2 separate regions of the Homo sapiens genome follow, and region 2 is linked to region 1. The links are chromatin loops, found by intact Hi-C in ENCODE. Cell type or tissue: body of pancreas. All regions are shown on one strand. Each heading gives the region's core, and the rest is flanking DNA. Links, peaks and the distances in the headings are about the cores only. Region 1 overlaps MICAL3 (microtubule associated monooxygenase, calponin and LIM domain containing 3). Region 2 overlaps MICAL3 (microtubule associated monooxygenase, calponin and LIM domain containing 3).

Evidence for each region. Peaks named below come from ENCODE experiments on the same cell type or tissue, not always from the same donor. Only the 100,000 strongest peaks of a DNase experiment are listed, where the experiment ranks them.
Region 2: it touches region 1 in a loop (5-fold over the local background); 9 of 110 quality-filtered maps call a loop at or near these places.

The regions. Positions count from the first base shown.
Region 1 is chr22:17,936,723-17,953,182 of GRCh38, forward strand. All of the region lies in intron 1 of MICAL3 (microtubule associated monooxygenase, calponin and LIM domain containing 3), which reads right to left. Among named protein-coding and RNA genes, the nearest start is that of MIR648, 36 kb to the right of the region's middle. RefSeq lists enhancers at 5,037-5,812, 16,257-16,460. In body of pancreas, for the core only: no CTCF peak of the experiment used is centred there; DNase peaks (open chromatin) are centred at 7,069 and 8,649; H3K27ac peaks cover 3,105 bases.
Region 2 is chr22:17,892,892-17,900,891 of GRCh38, forward strand. MICAL3 (microtubule associated monooxygenase, calponin and LIM domain containing 3) reads right to left here. Exons shown (of 32, transcript NM_015241.3): 6 at 7,951-8,000; 7 at 6,557-6,657; 8 at 3,833-4,090; 9 at 3,355-3,470; 10 at 2,393-2,519; 11 at 917-1,013. Among named protein-coding and RNA genes, the nearest start is that of MIR648, 84 kb to the right of the region's middle. In body of pancreas, for the core only: a CTCF peak has its summit at 3,839; a DNase peak (open chromatin) is centred at 3,880; H3K27ac peaks cover 335 bases.

The DNA of each region.
Region 1 (16,460 bases), core at 3,811-11,810:
TTAAAAAATTCTCTAGAATTGAAAGTCATTATTGTAAAAAGAAATTACCATTAAACCAATAAATTAACAAAAACAAACAAACAAAAAATAGTAGGAGAGGCCCTAAGTCAGAGAAGCTTTTCTGAGTAACTTAAAGCAGAGGTGTGCAGGACAAGAGGGAACAGCACGTGCTTGGTCTTGACTCCTTTGGTAGGTCTCCTCTCTGATGCCACCTTCCTCTGCAAGAGCACAGTGATGACTACGCACGTGTCCCCAACCCCACTACGTATGTAGGTAGCACTTCATGCTTCTCCAAGTACTTCCATGCAGATTATCCCACTTACAACTCGTAGTTCCATGAGTCTGGAAGGCTGATGCTGATGTCTCTTCTTGACAGATACAGAAACAGAAGTCAAGAGAGATGAAATAACATCCTGAGTCGCACAGCAAGCTACCAATGGCACTTGCTTAAATGGTAAATTACCTGCTTTATCTCTTTTGGCTTCTTTCCATCATTACTACTTTTAAGTATGCCAAAGAAATACTCCCTAACTGTTCTACCACAGGTCCTTCTGAGGACCCATCAATTCTCCAAGGATGTTATTTTAAATTGGACAAGGCCAAAGTCTAGCTTTCCCCCCGATCTACTTCAGTCCCATACTTATTTAACAAAAAAGATGGGCCGGGCGTGGTGGCTCACACCTGTAATCCCGGCACTTTGGGAGGCCAAGGTGGGCAGATCACCTGAGGTCAGGAGTTCAAGACCAGCCTGACCAACATGGAGAAACGCCGTCTCTACTAAAAATACAAAATTAGCCAGGCGTGGTGGCGCATCCCCGTAATCCTAGCTACTCAGGAGGCTGAGGCAGACGAATCGCTGGAACCCAGGAGGCAGAGGTTGCGGTGAGCCAAGATCACGCCATTGTACTCCAGCCTGGGAAAGAAGAGTGAAACTCCGTCTCAAAATAATAATTAACAATAATAAAAAAGATGGATTGCTATCAAAAACAGATTGCTAACTTCACCATACCTCAAACTAACCTCTATCATGACACCTGGAAAGTTTAATTATTCTCTCATAACCAGTTTACGTGATTGTCTCCCCAGATTCATGAGTTCCTGGGAGTGAGGACCATGTCTCATCTTTTCAGCATTAAAGCAGTCAAGATATGAATGAAGCCAACAAATTACTTGCAAGAGTGCACATATTCTCTTCACCTTCTGGCAAACAGTTATATTTCAAGGTCAGATGTCAAGCTCAGTACAAGACTTTACAAACATCCCTTTCTTGCAAGGAGGAGGCATGAGAGGTCTGTCGGCCGTGTCTTGCTGATTATAGTATCTATCTTTATTTATTAAATTTTTTTAAAGTGTCAAGCATGGTACTGGGCACTTCACAGAAATATTTTCACTTCATCTTCACAACAATCCAGTAAGAACTCATGATTCTCACTGCACAGATGAGAAAACTCAGGATAACAGGGTAATTAAGTTGGCCAGCTAATAAGCAGAGGATGACAACATTCAAACTCAAGAGCGCCTCACTTTAAAGCCGTAATTATTCCACTTCCCCACAAAGAACTCACAGGTGTCAAGAATGAAATACAAACTAATACCTCCATAGGGGGACCAGAGCAACCAACCGGGAGGGAAGTAGGTTTGAATTCAGATCACTCAATAGCTGGACATACGGCCAAGCTCAGCAGGGTTCAGCCATGAACACAGCTCCACAGGTAATACAGATTTGGTAGGGGTGGGCTGCCTTTTCCCTACGCTGCTGTGTTACCAATGCTCCTCCTTACGAACGGAGGAGGCTGTATTAGGCCGCTGGGATTCTGTGCATTCCTGAGCTTAAACTTGGCAGACCACTGTGCTGCACTTTGATACCAAGCACAATTCTGGACAACAGATTTGGGTGTTGAAATGAATGAGGAGTGCCTTGGTCTAAGCTGATGCTTTGATACCCAGAGTCTTAAAGGACTAAACGGAAGCGTGGCAGAGGGTGAGGCCACTGCTCACTTGTGAAAGTCAGCCCACCCTCCTCCACACCAGTGCTCCTGGCTCAAGCTGACATCTCAAGGTCATTCAGCACGTGCAGCAAAAACCATCTGGGTAACACGTGGTGAAGGTGAAGCACACATCTACACAGGCATTACAGCTCATGATCTGCGTGAGTCTCAGGCTCTTGCTCCCACCCCTGGCTACCATGTACAGTATACAAACTCCCAGTAAAGGGGTGTTGTGGTTGGAATGTTTGTTCCTTTTGAAATTCATGTAGAAATTTCATCTCCAATGTGGCAGTATGGAGAGGTGGAGCCTTCAGGAAGTCATTGGGATTAATGACTAATCCATTCATGGATTAATGAGTTAGTGGATTAATGGGTTATCATGGGAGTGGGACTGGTGTCTTCAGAAGAGGAGAAAGTGACTTAAGTTGGCACATTCAGCTCCCTTGCCATGTGATCAGCCCTGCACGGCCTGCAGAGTCCCCACCAGCAAAAAGGCCCTCCCCTGACACCGCCCCTCAACCTTGGACTTCCCAGCCTCCATAACTGTTAAGAACAAATTTCACTTCTTTATAAATCACTCAGTTTCAGGCATTCTGTTACAAGCAACAGAAAACAGACCAAGACAAAGTGGGTCAGGGAACAGGGCCTGAGATTCAGCCGGCACCCAACTCAGCAAGTCACACACCAGCTGAGGACCAGTGCCACAAAGAAGAAGGGCTGCACCTCCTGCCCTCTCACAAAGGTGCTGCAGGGGCAAGTAGCAGCCACGTATCCCTGCCATCCCCCTAGGAGGCCAAACTCCAGAGGCAGGGCGGGAAGCCTGGGAGACTGGGCTGAATTCTGGATAGTGAATTTGGCCACATGAAGGGCTCTGACTCAACCCTCTATACCTTATGAAGAACAGACCTGCCTCTCTCTGCAATTCTGTTAAGATGGCATCAATGATTTCCAAAGGAGCTAGACAAACACTTTTTTCCACATGTAGAAATGAAAAGCCCTCCCTAGCTGGAGAGTGACTGGGAAACCAGGCTCCTATCTTCCTATCTTTACATTAAATTAGAGCAACTGCCCTCCTCTACAGCAAATAGTCTCAGTCACTTCTGCCTACCTAACGCCAAAAAGAGCTACTCTACGCAAGACACCATGGAAACTTGGATAACCAATTTAAAAGACATCGGGACCAGCAACACTACTGCACACTAATGACCTGAGCCCTTTTCCGCAGGCACAGAAGTATGTACATACTGTATTTACTGAAGATACTAATAATCCCCTAGAGTCAAAGCACCACAGCCGGCAGTCCTGTACCACTCCTAGGCCAGCCAGAACATGCCTTCAGATCACCAGAGAAGGCCCCTGGACTTCATCCCTCTGAAGTTAAGGACAAAAGCTGAGGCAAGGAAATGCCACCATCTGATTATTTTCAATGTATCAATCAATTGTCATTTTACTATCTGCCCTTTCAGGGCCAGTTGGATACAACTTCCAAAATAAGACTTCTTATGGTGAAAAGTATTTGTGAGTCAGCCTATAAAGAGAACTGATCCTGCCAGGTGCGGTGGCATGCACCTGTAGCCCCAGCTACTCAGGGGGCTGAGGTGGGAGGATTGCTTGAGCCCAGGGGATCAATGCTGCAGTGAGCTATGATCGCACCATTGCACTCCAGCCTGGGTGACATAGTGTGACTCTGTCTGAAGAAGGAAGGAAGGAGGAGGAGGAAGAAGGAAAAAGAAGGAATAAGAAAACTGATTCTGATGAAGGCTGTTAAACCCATACATCACAACTTTATCAAACCAAACCCAAAGATGAAAGGGAACAGTGAAGGACTAGTTCCATGAAATAGTCTAGTGGCAGAATACAGGGAAGAATATGACAACTTTGACAGTAAAAGAATAAAAAATAAGCTCATTACAAGGAAAGAGGCAAAGGTAGGGTAAATCCAAGAATATATCATAAAAACAAAAGCAATGGCAGCCAGAGAGAGGATCAGAAAGGGAAACCAGGCAGAAGAGGCAGTCAAAATCAGGCAGAGAATACTCAAGCAGTTAAAGAACCTTTTCCAGATCTGTGGACTAATTTCTCAAAGGAAAGGCTATAAGCCCTACCTCACAGGACAGGCCAGCATCAAATAGCTCAAGAGGTATTTAATCAGGGTAGGATGATTTACACAAAACAAGCCAAATGCCATGTAAACTCCTGTGATATCAGAGCCCTGGGTAGAATTATAAGCCCATCCACTCCTCCCCAACCTACCCACTAAAGAAAGCACCAGACACCCAGTTATGCCTAGGCCACGGGATGAACCCACTAAAGAAAGCATGAGATGCTCAGTTATGCCTAGGCCACGGGATGAATGGGCCAAGCAGAGTACTGCTTCCACTCCGTCTCAAACACAGCAGGTGCTTCATCCACACCAGCTGGACCCCACCGTTCACCTGCTCTCTTCGTCTCATAACAAGTCTTCACTCAGAACTGCTCCACATCATTTTTCTCAGCCTGCATTTGCCCTAAGAGACTCAAAAGACCCCTGCCCAAAGAGATTCCATCATTAGAGAAGTGAACTATGTCAACACCGGCACCGATGTCAGCCAAGTTGAAAACTAGTCATTATGGGGTGGAGATGATGGCTGTCAATCAGTGGATAATGATGATGGCAGGTGTGATCTTGAGCACATCCCCATTCTCAGCTTCTCTGGAAGAAAAGTGTCTGGGGCTTGGAGAGAGGCCAATGGATTATGAGGACTTGCAGGAGACCCTGCCACTGGGTTCTTCCCAGGAGACAAGGGGTCCCCTGCAAAGACGGAAGTCAAAAGACGGAAAGTAGAAACAGGTTGAGCTTCAAATGCTACACCAGAGCAACAGCTGTCATTGTTCATAAAATTCAGGCAGTTCTCAATTTGAGAAGTAACTGCCACATGCTTTCCATATGCCACTCTTGGGATACAGGAACTGAGAAGCGAAGAAGAAAAATGTATTTTTACTATACTGTGAGGTTAGCTGTTTGGTTGACCTTCACAGGGTATACATAAAGCTCATTAGAATCACTGACGAACTTTAAAACTACACCAATGTTCAGGCCCCATCCAGACCCATCCAATCAGAATCTGTGATGGCCTGGGGCAGGCGTGGTCAATCGCTCCCTCCCACCCCCATTCTAAAGTGCCTCCAGGGCCCAGGAGGGGGAAAGCAGAAGGAAGGCCTGGGGCTGCAGCACAGGCAGCGGAACAGGCAGAGGTTCACCCACCTTCAAGCGGGCCTTCTCCCTTACCTGCACGTCAACCACCTGTGTGGCAAATTCCTCCGACCCCTAGCCTTAAGACAACAACAAGGAGAGGCGCCCAGCCACAGCACTCAAGGAAACGACTTGCCTAATCTCGGAGCGTGTCTGTTTTGTTCAGGAAAATGTGAACCAGCTGTAACATTCTGTCTCTCCAGAGGTGCAGCCACACCGCAACATGGCTAAAGATAGCCCGGTGATTGTATGCTTGCAGGGAGGCACAGAATTAAGCACAGCCAAGTGGGCGAAGGCAGTCCATGCACCAAGTGACCGTGGCTGTCCAGCCAGCTGTAGAGTTTCCTCTCACCCAACAAATCAAAGCCCAGGGTGCTCCAGAAGGTAAATGGAGCCCAGCCCCACCAAGAACAGCTCTGTGGGTTGGGAGGGAGGCTTATCCAGTCCTCTGCCTGGTACCACCTCCTGTCAGACATGCCTCACCTCCTCCACTTAGCGGAGTGGTGTGGCTTTAACAGCCAAGCTTTCTAGAAACAGCTGTGAAGGTCTGTGCAGATCCATGGGCATGAAGTGGCAATGATCATATGTAAAATCTAAGGAGAGTGGCTTTCAGACGCTCAGAGACCTCACCGAGTCTGAAGACAGTCGCCAGCAGATCCCTGATGAAAAGGGAGCTTCCTGTAGGGGACTGCTGTAGGGCCACTGCGGAAGCCCTCTGAGGGAGCCTGGCCTCACACTAGGCTTCCAGAGTGTCTGAACAGCTATAGATGACAAGCACCTAGAGATGCCCGTGACGCTGCTGGGCAGCACCAGGTGAGCCAGGCCCGCAGTTCAACCAGGGCAGTCCCAGAGGGCTCCAGCTTGATGGGTGCTGCCCTAAGAGACTTGGGCCAGGCCTGCTCTGCCGAATTCCCAGCTGCACGACCGTCCTCTCTACAGCACAGCAGACCCAGCAAGGTCCAAGGTGAAAGCAGATCTCATTGAGTAGCTTCTGCCCTCAGGCCCTTCAGAACACAGGCGATGCTGAACTCACACAACACAGCCACTGCTACAGAACTACAGTTCACCTCTATGATGGACACATGCTGACAGCAGGAAGAATTCCCAAGCTCTGCAAAGGAACCGAGTGACATTCTTCTGATTATTTTTTATTTCCCTGAAATCAACTCCTCTTCCTACTCTTTCTTGGGCCAGAAGAAATTTCTTTGAAATTGTATCTATCCTTCTTTTTTTTCTTTAAAATGGAGTCTCGCTCTGTCACCCGGGCTTGAGTGCAATGGCGCGATTTCAGCTCACTGCAACCTCTGCCTCCAGGGTTCAAGCAATTCTCCTGACTCCGCCTCCCGAGTAGCTGGGATTACAGGCAACTGCCATCATGCCTGCCTAATTTGTTATATTTTTAGTAGAGACGGGGTTTCACCATGTTGGCCAGGCTGGCCTCGAACTCCTGACCTCAGGTGATCCACCCACCTCAGCCTCCCAAAGTGCTGGGATTACAGGCATGAGCCACCGCACCCTGAGCTGCATCTATCCTTCTCTTAACAGAGAAGATTAAAGCAGACAGGCAAAATATCTCCAGTGAAAAAAGTATTGTTGCTCTCGTGAAAAACAAAGGCTTTTTCCTGATGTGAGAAGCCCTCCTTACTCAAGGTGCCCAAGGCTGCGCTTTATGAATAGATCAGGCGATGTGCAGCCATGGCTCTGCTCCCACCTTTCCCATCTTGTTTGATAGCGTAAACTGGAGGAAACAAAAGAGCAATAATAGCTTTGCTGTCTGCTGTTTTGGGACCTGTCCCATAGAGAAAACAATCAGTTTGAGCTTTATGCCATGACATCATCAGCCACCAATCAGCACAGAGAAGGTGGAGCAGGTTTTGTCTGTGAAACCAACCACTGCAATTGTTAAATTGGAAAAGGCAGTGCAGGTGAGAGATGGAGTTTTTCTTTTACCTTTTTCTACATCAAACTATAGAAGAGAGTGAGAAGCAGAGGACAAAAACCTTTCTATGGAAAAAAACAGGCACCCCAGGGATGCACCTGCACTCCTGCCCCTCTCCACCTCCCACCCCTGCCAACACTGACAGTGGAAGCCTCTGTCCCATCTGCCCAGTGCTCCCCGCCAAGGACAGAGTCAGGGCCTTAGGAAAGCTGTTTTTGGTACCTGAGTGCATGTGTGTGTGTGTTTTCAAACAGGGTTCCACTCCAGTGGAGAGAGAGAAAAAGACTTTGGTTGACATGGACATCAGTTAAAACCTCTATCCAGAAACTAACTAACCAGTGTTTACTTGTGCGTCATAGCTAGAGGTTCTCGGGACTTCATTATTTTCAGCCACTTTCCTCCCAGAAAACACTGGCCATCTCATGAATGAAGCTGTTTAGCCAAGGTTAGAATATGCAAGGAGAGAGGGGGTGGCAGTAGGAGAGGGCGCAGGGTTCCAGGAGAGCAGGGGGTGAAGGAGAATGCTCACAGAGCAAATATTGTTTACAACTGCAGAGCCAAGCTAATGTGATCTCCCGCCTGTTCAAGCATATTATTACATTAAGTCCCGAACAATGAAGTCGGAGGCAGGGAGAGCAGAGCCGACCCAGCCTCCGCTTTGCTAATGGCACAAGGGCAACATTCCATGCAAAGTTTCGGTGTGCAGGCCTCCTGAGAACCCAGCAGTGCCAGGCAGCAGTGAGCACACGCACCCACTGACGATAGGACTGTGGGGACAGGCAGGTGTCAAGAGAAGGGCACTACACCCTTTCACGTGCCGCTCCAGGGGAAAGCAGGTGGGAGAAACCGCATTTTTAACTGAAAATAGGGTACAACTGGACATGTTAAGAGAAGCACAGGCTGCTGGGTCCTCCAACAGCTATCTGAGGGTGGAGCAGGCCACGGCAGCAGATGGGAGAAGAGGCTGAGGCGGAGCAGGGTTCTCCCCACAGTTCCTGGGGACCGCTGTACTATTCACTTCCAGGAACATCACTGCACACCTCTGAGATCATCAAACTTACTAGAAATAATAAATATACTATCAAATGCCACTAAATATGAAGTTCGCACTCAGGCACTGGGGGACCTTTTTTTTTTTTTTTTTCAACAGTATGACCAGGTGTAAAATTAAGATCAAGCCAATAAATATAGGGTCTAATACCTCAGGCTGGACTCAGTCTATACCTATTAGGGCTGAGTGCTGTCAACTCCAACTCTCCCTGACCCCCAGGAAAAAAGCCTCAAGTCCTCTCTCACACACCATTTCAGCCTTTACCTTTCTCCATAAGGAAGCCCCCAATCCCCATATTTCTTTCCCCATTTCAGCCTAGCCGGTGGTGGTGTAAAACGACTGCCAGCCGAGGGCCTGCGTCTCCTTCACCCTCGTCCACTAATGCACATGAAAATCTAAATTAATAGGGCACCTTGGGCGCTGGCCCAGAGAGAAAGCAGGGTCCTTGGCCAGCTCCCTGCACACGCGCTGCCAACATCCGCTGTGGGCTCTGAGCACCCCTGCACAGGCCCTGTGGGAGTAGGAGAGGCACCTCAAAGAAAAACAACCCGAAACAAAGGCACCAGCCAGGAAGACCTTCACCCATTCACATTCCCGGGTGTCCCCAAGTAAAACAGCAGGATTCACATGAGGACCTGGGTTCTTCTCCCTGAGATGTGGAGAGCAAGGGGTAACACGCGCCCTACTGCCCAGGGAGGGGAGGGGCTCAGTAAAGGCAGCGGGCCCCTCTCCACACAGCCCCCATACGCCCCAATTCCACCAGGCACCTCCCTCCCCCACCCAGAATGCCTTCCAGTCTAGCCTCCCACATCAAAGACTACAGCCAAAGCTTCTCTTCTGCCCAGAGAGCAGAGAAAGAAGGGATGAGGGAGAGAAGAGGCTGTATTTAGCAGGAAGACTGAGACAAAAGGGATGAGGTGGGTCACACAGGCCAAGCCCCACAGGAGCATGTTCACTCGGTGGCGGAAGGGCCATAGAAACTGAAGGGCCCAGCTGCTCTCTCAGCTTACAGGGAGGGGCAGACACAGGCCCAGAGGGATCCGAAAGCAATCACCTTATCAAGTTATTCAAAATCCAGATTGAAAGTCAGGACCGGAAATCCTCGCTAGTAACAACAGGGTATTAAGTGGAGGAGAGTGTGGCAAGCAGGTACAGATGACAAAGCAGGCAGCATCTCAAGTCCTTGGCTGGGTATTCCTGGGAGTCCCCTGTGGCTGTCTCAGGGAACAGAGACAGGATGCTCTTGACAGTTTTAACCGGAGCAGCTCTACCTGACCAGGAGGCCAGAGAAGACTGCACTTTCCCTGGCTTCGGGGGTGGGCAGGCACCCCTACTTCCGAAAAGAACAAAAAGAGAACAAAAGCTGCCTCATACCTTGTGGACCATATCAGAGCAGCCAGCACAGCTTGCATTCTCACACTCTGCCTGCAACCAGGACACCGCCTGTGTGAAACAACGACCCACATGTGTATTCACTGCACACACACGGCCCCGGAGAGTTCTTTCATTTAGTGTAGGGAACTAACTTATAAATGGGACACATCTTTGTATGTGCAAAAGATCCCTCAGGCGAGCCTCTGTGAGAACACCCACCTGCAGCCCCGGAATGTCTCAGCACATGCGACACTGAGTCATCTTAGCGCCACACACATGCAGACAGAGGCACTGCACACACATGTGGACACATCCCCAAAGTACCAGGGGACACAAATCCAAAACCACCAGGTGATTGGGGAAAGTTCCTCTTATGTGGAAGATAGAGGAAAAGCCAATGGCTAATGTGATGTTTAAGTGAGGGCTGATCTATTTTCCCCTTCTCTGCTCCAAAGCCATTCTACTCCAAGTGTGCACATCACAGGAGGACCTGAGGGAGTGGTGGGCAAGTTCCTACAAGCTGCCTATTTTTAACCTCTGGTCTTTCCTGCCCTCTTCCCTGGGGAACACCCCTCCCTCTGCTCTCCAGCAAAGGGCCCAGCTGAACCACATGATACCCCTTCCAAGCCGGAAGATGGGTGGGGAGGGCCCTGCTATCGCCTCTCCATACTTCAGATTTCAAAGAGTATGGACTGAGGAATTTGGACAAAAAGTGGGAGGGAAGAAATTGTTTAAATCACAAAGAAAGGAGGAGTGAGACTTCAGAAGAGAAACGCAGCACATCAAATATCTGCTGTCCATCTAAGATCAGAGCCGGGCTGCAAGGCCACATGGCTGGATTGGCCCCCTCTCCCCACTTCGTTCTCCCAGGCCAGCCTACAGCCGCTGCACGCGTTCATCTTGCAGCCTGGGCCCTGCCAGCAAGACTGTGCCCGCCAAGACAGCCTCTACACACCCAGAGGACAGTGGGCCCCCCAGCATGGCCAAACTGCCAATGAGACAATGTTTTCCCTTCATGAAGAGGTAACTGGGACAAGGAAATCCCTTAAGGAAAGAGGAAAAGACCTCGGTGTCTGCCTTGCTCCAAACTCCAATTTGCAGTCCAGCTTTCTCTCACCTTCACCGTGTTCTGTGCGCACCACTGAGATAGAATTACCAACATGAACTGAACAGTGAATTCTGCTCATTCTGGTTTTGCATCAACCTATCATTGTAAAATCAAAGTATGAAAGAAAAGATGCCTCAATCCCCTCAAGATCAAATTTTTATCTTATTTTTATTTGCTCTGTTGTCCAGGCTGGAGTGCAGTGGTGCCATCATAGCTCACTGTTAACCTCCAACTTCTGAGCTCAAGTGATCCTCCCACGTCAGCCTCCCGAGTAGCTGGGACCACAGGCGATGGTGTGCACCACCACACCCGGCTGATATTTTCTTAAATTTTTTGTAGAGATGGCATCTTGCTATGTCACCCAGGTGAAACTTCCTGGGCTCAAGTGATTCTCCCACTTCAGCCTCCCAATGTGCTGGGATTAAAGGTAATGAGCTACTGTATCTGGCCTAACTTAACAATGCTCATCTTCAAACCGCTTCAAATACAGTTATGAATTCATCCACACATACCGTGTCTCCTACCAGACAGACATTATGTGTTTAATAGCAAAAGTTTAAAAAAAAAAAACCCACAAAACTGCCAGTACAGATCCAGGATACCAACTCTAAGGTACTGGGTTCTCAAGCCTCTGCTCCTGTAAAGCAAGGCACGAGAGCTTGAAAGCTCCAGAGCTGATCTACCAGATGCCTGTGTCATCCACCTCCCTCCCATCCCTGCCACTGGAAAAGAAATCACACTGCAGTCTGGCAAGTCCCCACTCCCACTGCCTGCCCTGCTCCGGCGTGGCCTTACTCCCTCCACAGCAATCTGCAAGTGCCCCCGCAGGAGGATGCGCAAGAGCTGGGGAGGATGTTTCCACAGTGCCGCCACAATCTTGCTGGCTCTCCAGCTGGAATCCCAAGAGCTCCCAGAACGGTCACTTTGGTGGACTCCACCTCTTGGTAGCTTGTTTTGTGCAGCATGGATACCGGGGGGCCATGATGGTGTCCCGAGGCGGGGTGTGCCAAGGTGGCAGTGCTCTCCCTGCCCAGCTCCTGCTCCTCCCCTCCCCAGTCCTCACATACCAGCTGCAGAGCATTTGACACCAGGCATCCACAAGACACAGACCCTGCTCCTCAGAATCTTGGGCTCATCGTGGAAATCAAGGAACAATACAGGGGAAGACAGAATATGAGTCTCAGAAAGTTGTCTATTTTGTCCCTTTTAAAAACAAGATTTCTCATACCTGCAGTCCTAGTACTTTGGGAGGCTGAGGCTGGTGGATCTCAGAGCCCAGGAGTTCCAGATACCAGCCTGGGCAACATGGTGAGTGAGACCCCGTCTTCACAAAAAAATACAAAAATGAGCTGTGCCCACATGGTGGCATGTGCCTGTAGTCCCAGCTACTTGGGAGGCTGAGGTGGGAGGATAGCTTGAGCCCAGGAGGTGGCAGTTGTAGTGAGCCAAGATCGTGCCACTGCACTCCAGCCTGGGTGACAAAGTGAGATGCTGCCTCAAAAAAAAAAAAAATTGGCCAGCACGGTGGGTCGTGCCTGTAATCCCAGCCCTTTGGGAGGCCAAGGCGGATGGATCACTTGAGGTCTGAAGTTCGAGACCAACCTGCCCAACATGGTGAAACCCCATCTCTGCTAAAAATACAAAAATTAGCCATACATGGTGGCATGTGCCTGTAGTCTCAGCTACTCAGGAGGCTGAGGTGGGAGGATGGCTTGAGCCCAGGAGGTGGCGGTTGTAGTGAGCCAAGATCGTGCCACTGCACTCAAGCCTGGGTGACAGAGTGAGAAATTATCTCGAAAATAAATAAATAAATATAACAAGATTTCTCAAAGATTAACAAGAATCCAACTAACGTAACTGAACACTTAGCTCTGGCTAAGTACATACACCCAGCTACCACTCATGGCCAAACACTGTGACATGATTCACCTGCATTATCTCATTTTATCTTCCGAGCAACATTATGAGTATAATGTTACCTCACTGTAGAAATCAGGCAACTAAATTAAGGTTCAGGAAGTTCACACACAGTGAGCGACAAAGCAGGGAGAACTGCTTTGCTAAGGGTGGGCTGCTTCCAACACCTGTGCCCCTCCCCAAACGGTGCCTTACCTGGTGGATTCAAATGTATTAACTATGCCCTCTCTTACTTTTTCTTGCCCTCTGTCATAAACTTTTATAAGCGTGCATGCCACATCTCTCCTGCAATTCCCTATATGATCCGACAAGTTTTCAAATAAATGGGGACTGTCAGTCAATCTCAAATACCGTAGTGCCTGCTCAATGCCAAGGATGCGTCAGGTGCTACAAAGGGGTCCAAACAAAAGACGGATCTGTAAAGCAGAGGACGAAACAGCCAGGTAGTGACCCCTAATAAAACATGATAAGGACAACACACGATGCAGGGGCAGATACTCCCTGTGTGCACACAAAGCAACTGGGGAGCCTGGCACAATGCGAATCTGGGTCCAGCAGGCCTGGGTAGGGCCAGAGATGCTGTGCTTCTAACAAGCTCCTGGGCCAAGCCCATGCTGCTGACCAACAGGAGCTAAAGTGCTTCCAGAGACTCCCTGGGGTGGTCTAGAAAGGGAGAGATGTGATCAGAAACAGCCTGTAGAGGACTAAGTAGAATCTGGAGAAGTGTGGGCAGTGTGTCATCAGGAAGAGAGGAAACAGTGTTTCAGAAGGAGGGAAAAACTCAGGCAAGGAAGAAGCACAAATGCACAGGTCATTCACAGGGTACAGCTGTCTATTTTTTTTTTTGGAGACAAGAGTCTCGCTCTGTTACCCAGGCTGGAATGCAGTGGCGCTATCTTGGCTCACTGCAACCTCCACCTCCTAGGTTCAGGCGATTCTTGTACCTTGGCCTCTCAAGCAGCTGGGATTACAGGCGCCTGCCACCACATCTGGCGTTTTGTTTTTGTTTTTTTTTTTTTTTTTTTTTTTGAGACGAAGTTTCACTCTTGTTGCCCAGGCTGGAGCGCAATTGATCCTGGTTCACTGCAACCTCCGCCTCCTGGGTTCAAGCAATTCTCCAGCCTCAGCCTCCCAAGTAGCTGGGACTACAGGTGCCCACCACCACACCCAGCTAATTTTATTTTTCGTAGAGACAGGGTTTCACTATGTTTGCCAGGCTGGTCTTGAACTCCTGACCTCAAGTGATCCTCCCGCCTCGACCTCCCAAAGTGCTGGGATTACAGGCGTGAGCCACTGCGCCCGGCCAGCTGTCCATTTTAAAACACATAACAGCACTCCTAAACTGCACCACTCGGTTGCCAGGACTTACAGGACAACTCCCTTTGAAGAGAGTCTTACTGACTGGCTTGAGAATGAGTTCGGGGGAGGGAACGACTGCTGTTGCTGATCTGAAGAAGAGTCACACTCACGACAGATGTCTTGCGGAGGGCAGACCCACCAACGCCACTACTTGGAAAGACTCAGAGGCTAAAGCCATGAACTCTGGCACACCACAGCCTCTCGCCAAAGAATGCTTCATGAGACATTTTTAAATACCCACCATCCCATAAAGAACAGGAAAGGAAATCCCACTGTCAGCCCCACCCTGATCCCACTGTCAGCCCCACCCTGGGCCAGTCTCCTACCACGGGTCTTCCGGGAGAAGGGCCAAAGCACTGCTCTCTCCAACTGGGCATCTGGTGATGTGGCCTGGCTTCCTGGCTGGGCCACTTCCTCCACTGTCTCAAAGTGGCACTGCCCTTACTCAACAAGTTCCTCCACAGCCAGAAATGAATGCCCAGACTGTAAGGAAAGGTCACCCGCAACCCTGCAGTGTGCCCACTGTGAATAGGCAGGGTGGTACAGCCGGGAGCACTGGATTAGGATCAGGAGACAGGGATCTGGACCCGGGGTCCGTCATTCAGTGAGCCACACAACCTCTCCACGTCCATCTTCATGCTTACAAAATGCAAACTATGACCCAAGCTCCATCTACCTTACTATTGTCGGTGAAATTCAGCAATGGAAAGTACTTCACACACTGGCAAGTATCATAAAGGGTCTGAGAGATAAGAGCCCCTGTGTGACGCATGACACACTCTGCTGCTGTTCGGATCTAGTATTCATTATCCCTGCTTCGCCAAAGGAAAAACTCAGGGCACAGAGAACAAACATGACCTTGTTCAGGTCAAACACCAAATCCATGACTGCTGAGGAATAAAATGACTGCTCAGGGTTGCCATGAAATCAAACAGTCTTCCATTATGGAATAACTAGAGAATTATCTATTAACTACTTGCCTCTAGAAAACCAGTGTTTAAAATTTCTTTCTTTTTTTTTTTTTGAGACAGGGTCTCGCTCAGGCATCCAAGCTTGAGTGCAGTGGCGCGATCTTGGCTCACTGTAACTTCTGCCTCCCAGGCTCAAGGGATTCTCCTGCCTTGGCCCCCTGAGTAGCTGGGATTACAGGCGCCCGCCACCACACCCGGTTAATTTTTGTATTTTCAGTAGAGACAGGGTTTCCCCATGTTGGCCAGGCTGGTCTCGAACTCCTGGCCTCAAGTGATCCGCCCGCCTCGGCCTCCCAAAGTGCTGGGATTACAGGCGTGAGCGACTGTGCCGGGCGTAAAATTTCTTAAAAGTGCCCCACAAGAGCCAAATCACTTAGAACTCAAGGGCTGCTATGTGATGCATGAACACCCAGGGTGGAATGAACTGCAAGGATGGGAACGGGACTGCAGCACTGGCTCCATGCTTACTGGACCACCCATCCTGGGAAAGGATTTGGTTTCCTTTTCTGTACAAAGACAGGACTGGACTAAGTGATTCAACCCTTTGTTAGCAGCCTATCCCTAACACCTAGAACAAGTAAGCACTGTTCTAAGTAGGGGCAGGTGCCCCCAACCTCCCCATCACCCCACTCTCCTCGCCAGACCCCTCCAACACAACCTTGTGTTTTCATTTCCTTGAGAAACCTCCAAGGAAATCCGCAGCATCCAGCCCACGGGCCTGTGTGTGGCATCTCAGTAGCCTGGCTCCACCCCACCCTGCTCTCCCAGCCTCACCCTCGCTACAGGCCTGGAGTTGAGGAGGCCGAACTAAGTCAACCTGGGTCCACCATGTGGGGAGAAGTGGAAACAGAAAGAGAGAAGAGGCTCAGGAAGCAGCCAATCACACACTATAAAACACAAAGCAGCCAACCAAAAGCTATAAAACAAACACCAAGCAGCCAATCACGCGCTATAAAATACCAAGCAGCTAATCATAAGCCATCTGAGCTCCCAAGGCCTGCTGCCAAGGCAGGGGGTGGAGAGGTCCACACAGGCGGGGCGTCAGAGAGGCCACTGAGTGCAACCCAGGTGCCAGTTCTGCAGGATCTGCCTGATGAGGAAAAGGCTGGTCTATGCATGAGGTACTGGAAAGAACACTGGGACTTGGAGCCTCGGTTCGATCCCAGCTCTGTCCATGTGGCTCTGGGGGAGTTCTTAACCTCTCTGTTTCCTTTTCGGGCAAAAGAAGACAACACCCACCTCAGAGCACGGTTGTAACATATGTAAAATGCCTTTTACCGCGCCTGACTCGGAGCAGCTATCCAACAAAGGCTGGAGACGACCACAACAGCAACTCTGCCTCCCATCCCTGACATCGGGAAAGTGACGGCAACTTCAACCAAAATCCTCTGCCCAGCAGGGCTCAGGAGCATAAGGTGTGCACAGCCACTCCAGCCCTGCACACGCAGTTTGCAGCGGGAAGCACTCCCATATCTTTCCTCGATCAGAGTGAGGCATCTCTCTCTAGGTCCCTGAATCTGA
Region 2 (8,000 bases), core at 1-8,000, 48 kb before region 1:
CTTGCCCCACAAGGTGATCAATTGCCCCTGCCCATCGACTTCACCTCCTTACCATTCTCTCTCACATAACCAACAATGGCAATGACCATCCACCACAGGCCCGGCACTCATGATCACAATGTGAGGTAGACACTGCTGCCCCCACTTCACAGACAAGGAAATCGAAGTTCAGAGCTATTCAATCACCTCTTCGAGGCCGCACAATTCACCAGCAGCAAAGCTTGGCCTGGGACCCAGTTGCACCTGGCCCAAAGTCTGAGGTCTCCTCCACTGCCTCCTCCCTTCTTCATCCCCAGCATCAGGCCCAGATCTGGGCCTCCACCACCTTCAGCCTGACTATGGCGAGGTCTTTCTACCTGGTCTCCCTGCCTCTGGTACTTCCCTCCTCCAACCCCTCTCACGTGTGGCTGACCAGGTGTACTCATGTCATTCTCTTTCAAAAAAGTATTCAGGGCCTTCAATACATACAAAATCTGGAGTGGTCCTCACCTGTCACTGAATCCTGGCTATGTTGCAGGACCCAGCCAAAGACTTTTTCCACAAAGTCTTCTCCCGAAACCTTAGCTCTCACACTCTCTCCCTCTCTCCCCTCTGCCCCGCGTCTGTACCTGGTTTCTCTCTGTGCTCTCGTAACACCTCAGGCCAAGGTAATTCCGTGTGGTGGAGGCCTGTCTCGTGCACTGCGGGATGTTCAGCAGCATCCCTGGCTCCTGCCCACCCCCAATCATGACCATCAAAAATGTCCCCAGACAACTACCAAGTATCCCCTGGAGGGCAAAATCACCCTGGGTTGAGAGCCACTGTCTCAGACAGTACTTCGGCCACTGCCTCGGACCGCACCTTGTGGCTCAGGGAATGAGTATAGACTTCTCTGAAGGGGCTGCCTGCATTTTAAAAAGCCACCACCAGAACTCACCATTGCGAGTCAATTTGGGGGTGGTTCGGGAATTCACCAGGCTCTCCATTTCCAGGTGAATATCTTTTGTTTCGCCAGTATCATATAAATGGCGCACCTGGCAGAAATTTACAAAGTCAAACAGAAAGAAAATCAAATATCAAGTAACAAATTCCTACCTAAGAGCAGAATGGCTGAAAGGAAAGTCTGGGATAGAAGGCTGGGTAAAGTTCAGACAGAAGTTAGGATGATGACCTTTAAATCTTTTATGAAATAAGGTGGGGTTTGAGAAAAACAAACACATTTTAACTGTGGGACTTTGTGCTAGAAATCAGCTACACAGGGCCGGGTGCGGTGGCTCACACCTATAATCCCTATAGTTGGGGAGGCCGAGGCCAGCAGATGGCTTAAGGCTAGGAGTTTGAGACCAGTCTGGGAAACACAGGGAGGCCTCGTCTCTACAAAAAATTTAAAAATTAGCTGTAGTCCCAGCTACTTGGGAGGCTGAAGTGGGAGGATCCCTTGAGACCAGGAAGTCAAAGCTTCAGTGAGCTGAGATAGTGCCACCACACCCCAGAGAGCCTGGGCAACAAAGCAAGACTCTGTCTCAAAAAAAAAAAAAAAGAAAAAAGAAAAGAGAGAAAAAATTAGTTACTCGGTCATGGAGGTCCCTCTAAGAGTCTCGGTTGGACTACTAATAATGCTGCCTCTTAACAGAAGGCCTAAAGGTATAAACTTCAAGTAGAAGGTGAACAGAAAATTACACTAGGGGCCAGGCACGGTGGGCAGATCACAAGGTCAGGAGTTCAAGACCAGCCTGACCAACACAGTGAAACCCCATCTCTACTAAAAATACAAAAATTAGCCAGGCGTGGAGGTGGGTGCCTGTAATCCCAGCTACTCGGGAGGCTGAGGCAGGAGAATCACTTGAACCCAGGAAGTGGAGGCTGCAGTGAGCCAAGATCGTGCCACCACACTCCAGCCTGGGTGACAGAGCGAGATTCCATCTCAAAAAAAAAAAAAAAAAAATTACACTAGAACAAATTCTTTCAAGTGAACAATCTCTTTTGTCCTCACAATAATCCTGTGAGTAGTCAGGGATTATTATTCCCATTTTTCAGGTAAAGAAATTGAGGTTCAGACAATGTAAGTCACACGTGACCGGCAGCAACAACACAGGTGGAAGTTACCTCTCCTCACTAAGGGGCAAGTGCTCTTCCGTAAAGTAAGAATTTGAATTAGAAGACGTGGCATAAAGGCCTGGATTCCTATCATGTTTGATTTTCTCTAAGTCATTTAACAACTCTATGCCTTAGCTCTCAATCTGTTGATGGAAAATGCTATCTACTTCTACCAATTCAGAGAGACATCTACCTGGATGACTAAAAAAGTATCCTTGTATGTGTGGTATTAATAGGTGCACGCATCTCAACAGATCAGAATTCTCATTGGTCCTGCAGATGGGCCCAGATGTAAATACTGACAAGAAGGTCTTACCTGGCTTGGCCGGAGGAAGTTGACGTTGATATTGGGATACCGAGTGACAGGGTCGATACTGTACTGGCTGAAGTTCTTACTCACATTCTCAGGGGTGGTCTGAGGCAGCAACCTGTAAATACTTTCCCTGCAATAACACAACAATATACTCAGAATCGGGACCAGCACCATGAACATCTCCCTCTCGTTTCATGATTGTTCTGACAGCGCAGCAAGTCACCTGACATGCCTGACAAATCCTCATCCTTGACCAGTCTTCTTGAGTCCTACGTCAGCCCCTGCTCCCCACACCCACCTGCAGTGATCCCACAGGAACCGACCGGGTAAGAGCCGAGGAGAGAGAGCAGGCACAAAACCGTGAGCGCCCACAGATGCTGCCTCCAACTCAAAAGGTCACACATTTACTCTTTTATTTTTTCAAGCATCCCAATATTTACTTCAATTTTAAAGAAAATCAACACAAAAAAGAATTATCACTATATTTAGTCAGAATACCTTAAATAAGAGACAAAATAAGATGATATCAACTCCCAATTTCATCTGGGAAATCTTGTCTCTCTAATTCTTCTGGTTAAGGCATTAGTTCTTTATCAGAAAGCAAATCACAGGATTTTTATTGCATTTGCAAAAATCTGCTTCAAAATATCCCATTTAGGGGTTTGAGAAACACTTATAAGCAGTTTGGTGTTTTCCTATGAATTCAAAGCTACTTTTAATTTCTTCTCTGTCAGTAAGAAATTTATCTTGGAAAGGAGTAAGAGAAGACTTAGTCTAGGAGACTCATCTTTAGGTTTCTATGATTTTATGAAATCCTATCTTGCCTTTCCTCTTTTCCACATGAAAACATCTTTAATTAAGAAGGCAGAGAAAGAAGAAGGAAGAACTTGCACTCTGCCTGAAGAGTAAACCACTCCTTCTTCCCAGTTTTCTCATGAAAGGAACCCCGGGTTACTTCCCATTACCTCTCTGCCAGCACTTCCAAAGGGCTCGTTCCTAGAGACCAACTTCGGACCATCCAGGCAGAGTCCATAGCAGCTAGAAAGCCCCGGGCTATTCCTGTTCCCATTGGCCAGAAAGGCTGTAGATAAGACATAAAACAAATAATTAAAATATAACACACCTTTCAAAATGGGAAAAATAAACTAAGGAACAAAGAGTTTGCTGTCGACAGTAGTGTTTGGCAACTGTTTCAATAACAAATTGCTCTCCTTCCCAGATTGGCAAGGAGTAAGTCAAAAAGGGGCAGAATTTCCACTCATACTTAATAGGCCTGGGCTCCCAGTGGCCTGTAGCCCTCCTCTACTTCCTGGTGTGACTCCTGCAGGGAGTTTACCTGTGCTGTACAACACTGCAGACGCTCATTCCAAGACCCAGGATGCCCAGATTCACTCCTAATTATTCCTGCCCCTACCACAGAGTGCTGCCATGCTTAGCACTCACCTCTAGGAGGCTGTCCCCGACCAGAGCCACTAGTAACTGGTGTCCGTTCTGCTCCCGCACCAAGGCGGCGTTCTCGGAGGCATACATACAAGTGAAGTCAAACATGGCCACATCGGGCTGCCCATAGTGATTGATGGCAAAATCCAGAGACGGCAGCTGCTGCTGGGTAGAGAAGTCTGCCGCCTCCCTGGCATAGCTGAGCAGAGCCTCCTGGTCCACGTTTTCTCGGGAAAGCAGGAGCTCTGTGTCGGCGTAGTCCTGTCTCCAGAGAAAGAGGAGGGTAGGGATGGAGAAGCTCTGGCACTCAGCCAGAACCATGTTACACAACCCAGGGCCACAGCTTCTTCTTCCCCCTAAAGTGACTCCACGTTCCAAAACCAAAACTTTTATACCATTAAAATGGGCGGGGGGAAAGGCAGCCAGGCACAATGGCCCACACCTGTAATCCCAGCACTTTGGGAGGCTGAGGCGGGCAGATCACTTGAGGACGTGACTTCGAGACCAGCCTGGTCAACATGATGAAACCCCATCTGTACTAAAAATACAAAAATCAGCCAGGCATGGTGGTGTGTGCCGGTAACCCCAGCTACTTGGGAAGCTGAGGCAGGAGAACTGCTTGAGCCCAGGAAGCGGAGGTTGCAGTGAGCTGAGACAGCACCACTGCACTCCAGCCTAGGTGACAGAGTGAGACTCCAACTCAAAAAAAAAAAAAAAAAAAAAAAGAGGGGTTTGGGGGGTGGATTATTCCCGAGAGAACATAGACCTTGCTGCCTAAACACACAGTCATGGCTTTTCCATTTGCTTGGAACAATGACTACTTCTTTGATCTTATCCAATCTGCCTCAGGGTTGTTCTGAGTATCACATACCTGACAGTACTTTGTGAACTGAAAGGGCATTTCATTATCTTCTGGGTAGTAAATGGCTTTTGTCAAATGGGACCACGTGAAACACTCAGCCTTGCATAACTCATGACACCCAAAGGAAGAACTCAAAAAAGCTTGAGTGCCAAAAAGACATGGAGGTGGGAGCAATGGTAGTCCAGGAGGCTGGGAAGGAATATGTTGAAAATGGAGCAGAGGTTTTCAAAATAGTAAGTAAGACTTGAAAGCCTCCACAGAAACCCACAAAGAAGAACAAAGGACTGAAAAACTCCTTTTCTGTTTTGGAGGTTCCTGGCACACTGAGCCAAGTCTTTATTCTCTGAAAGTGGGGCCTACGGTTTCTAAGTGGCCATGATGGTCCTTTCAGCCACCACTACAAGATGTTAAAGCCAAAACACAAACACTCAGGTTGGTCCTAGAAAGACTGTTTGCTCAATACTAAGTAGCCACATGGGTTTACTATTTAACAGCATACACCAAAGGCATGGCCCCTGCCCTCTTAAAAAAAAAAAAACATGAAGGCAAAGTAAACCAGGTCTCTTGGCATTCTAGACTGCTCCTATCAAATTGTGACTGACAACCACAGTTCTGCCTGCGTGGCAGATTTAAATCTTCACCTTGTCCCAAGGCGTACGAACTGCTTCACTGGCTATTTCTTACTGACAGCAATGTAACCCTGATGTAGTCCCAGATAATTAGCAAGGCAATTTTAGAAAGCATCTAACCAGATACGTCTTGCTTATGCTTTTGGGAAAGTGGGCTGTATAAACAGCTTTGTCCTGGTTCTCCCTGAAAGCACACAGGGTGGCTGTGCTGAGAAACACACGCAAGGTTCCTGGGTAGAAAGAGGGGGCTCTCTGCCACCGGCACATGCTCGTCAGCTCACTCCCCGCTCTGCTGTCATATAAGGTAGTACTGTAGCTCAGACTAAAGTGACTGCATTCACATCACCCTGCAAAGACAAAGGACTCCCTGAAATTCAGCTGTGAGTCTCTTGTGGGAACTGCACAGGCCTGAATCAGCACAACTGGTGTCTCTGCTTCTGTTTTTCTCATCGCATGGGGACAGTGATTCTCACGTTGAGACCAGTGAGACCAGGAAAGACTTAAAAAACTCTCCTTCAGGGACCATCCACGCGGTGGTCTTCTGACTTCATATTTCAGGCCATCATCTCAGGGCACACCATGCAGTCACCTAGAAACAGGCTGAGCTGGACCTGGCTATGATGGAGCTCAGACCTGTTCTGTGGTCATAAAGAGGCCTAAGTGTAGCCTGATCCTGTCAGTGCTGCCTGGACCTCTGAAAACTGTATCGGCAGTGACACCAGAATCCTCATCAGGCTCCCATAAACACCAATTATTGCTTCTTGGTCAAACTCCTTTCCCTCTGTTGCTCCCCCTCCCAAAAGATAACTCTTCAACCAACCAATCATCAGTCAGATATGGAAATCACAATAACCACAAACCAAATCACCTAAAATTAAACTGAGTATTTATGCATGAAATGCTGTCTGAAACCTGCTTTGCAAGAATCCAGTGGTGAAGAAGGAGTGCACAGAAATATTACTGACAGAACACTGGCCACGTGTTGAGAACTGTGAAAGCTGGACGGTAGGTACGTGAGGGTTCATTACACTATTCTCCCCCCGTTTTTATTTACATTTGAAATTAGCCATAGTTAAGAGTTGTTCACGCTAAACTGGAAAACATCAGGGGTTACCAGAAGATGCATTCAGTGCTCATTTTCATTCCCTTGCAGGAAAAACCCATCAGACAATTCTTTCTCTTGGTGATATTAACCACTTCAATAAGAAAGAGTTTTGAAGGAAATCCGTGGCTCACATGTAGTATCACTCCTTTGTCCAGCAAACTCTGCTTTTTGGCTGTCATAACGAAATAGTGTGTGTCATCTTTGTAGTAAACGATGTTCTCCAAGTCAATACCTGGGGCCAGAAGACAAACGTGTGCATGTAAGTTTGCTGAGATGAAGGTGCATCAGGGCAGGCTGAAAGGTTACACACAGGCCTACAGAGACAAGGGCCTGAGGCTCCAGGCAGGGAAAGGTGTCTAAGCCCAGATTCTCACGTCCTGTATCATCAGTTCATGGAAATACAGGGAGTTTTGTTTCTCTGTATTCACTCAACACCCCAAACAATCCTAAAAACTATGACTGACAGTAAACAGAACTGTTTTTACGGGAATAAAAACGAAACAAGCAAAAAAAAAAGAGGCTAACCTCTAAAGAGGGCTTGGATTAGTTATCGGGTTAAGCCTCTTGGGACAGTCATCAAGGAAGCTGGAGGAATCTCCTAGATTCTTAAGAACAGGATAGACAACTTGACGCCTGGAAGCAGAGAGTGAACTACTGACTTTTTAATTAATCTAAAAAATAGATGTAATGAAAAGAAATCAAGTTCTAGAAAACAAGAGAATGAAGGCACATTTAGCAAAATATCTAAGTTGATCTATTCAAAACCTATCATACAACAATCTCATCGCTATCTGACACACGGTTTGCCTTCAAGCCTGAGCTGGAACTCAGGAAGAAGACTACATACTTAAAAGGCCTAAAGTCAGCTTCCCAAGCAAACCAGGGAGCCACCGGCCAGCAGCTACACCAAGCAGCATGCCTCAGCATCACAGCACAGGGCAGGCATTGGGAAGAACTAGTGGAGGCAGAACGAATGCTTTACAACAAATAAACGAACAAACAAAACCTCAGGCTGGGTGTGGTGGCTCACGCTTGTAATCCTAGCACTTTGGGAGGCTGAGGCAGGTGGAGCCCAGGAGTTTGGGAGCAGCCCGGGCAACATGGCGAAACTCCGTCTCTACAAGTAATACGAAAAATTAGCCAGGCATGGTGGAGCTTGCCTGTAGTCCCAGCTACTCAGGAGGCTGAGATGGGAGGATCACTTGAGCCCAGGAGTTCGAGGCTGCAGTGAGCCGAGATCACGCCACTGAACTCCAGCCTGGGCAACAGAGCGAGACCTTGTCTCAAACAAAAAACAAAACCCAGAGCCGCCCAGTCACTGTGAGGAGGTTAAGAATACAAGAGGAGGAGACAAGTTCTGCAGGAAGCAATGCGCTAGGAAGAAGGAACAGGAGTGAAAAGAGCAGGAGGGGCAGACAGTGCAGGAGGGACACCGACGGCCACTCACCCCACCAATCCCCCAAGAAAAAGCCACCAGGGACTATTTAAGTTTCTATCCTAGGGCTCCGGAGACATCAACACCAACCTGTGGCTTCCCTCAGTTCCTGGAAAAATTTTTGGTTGAATATAAAAGCC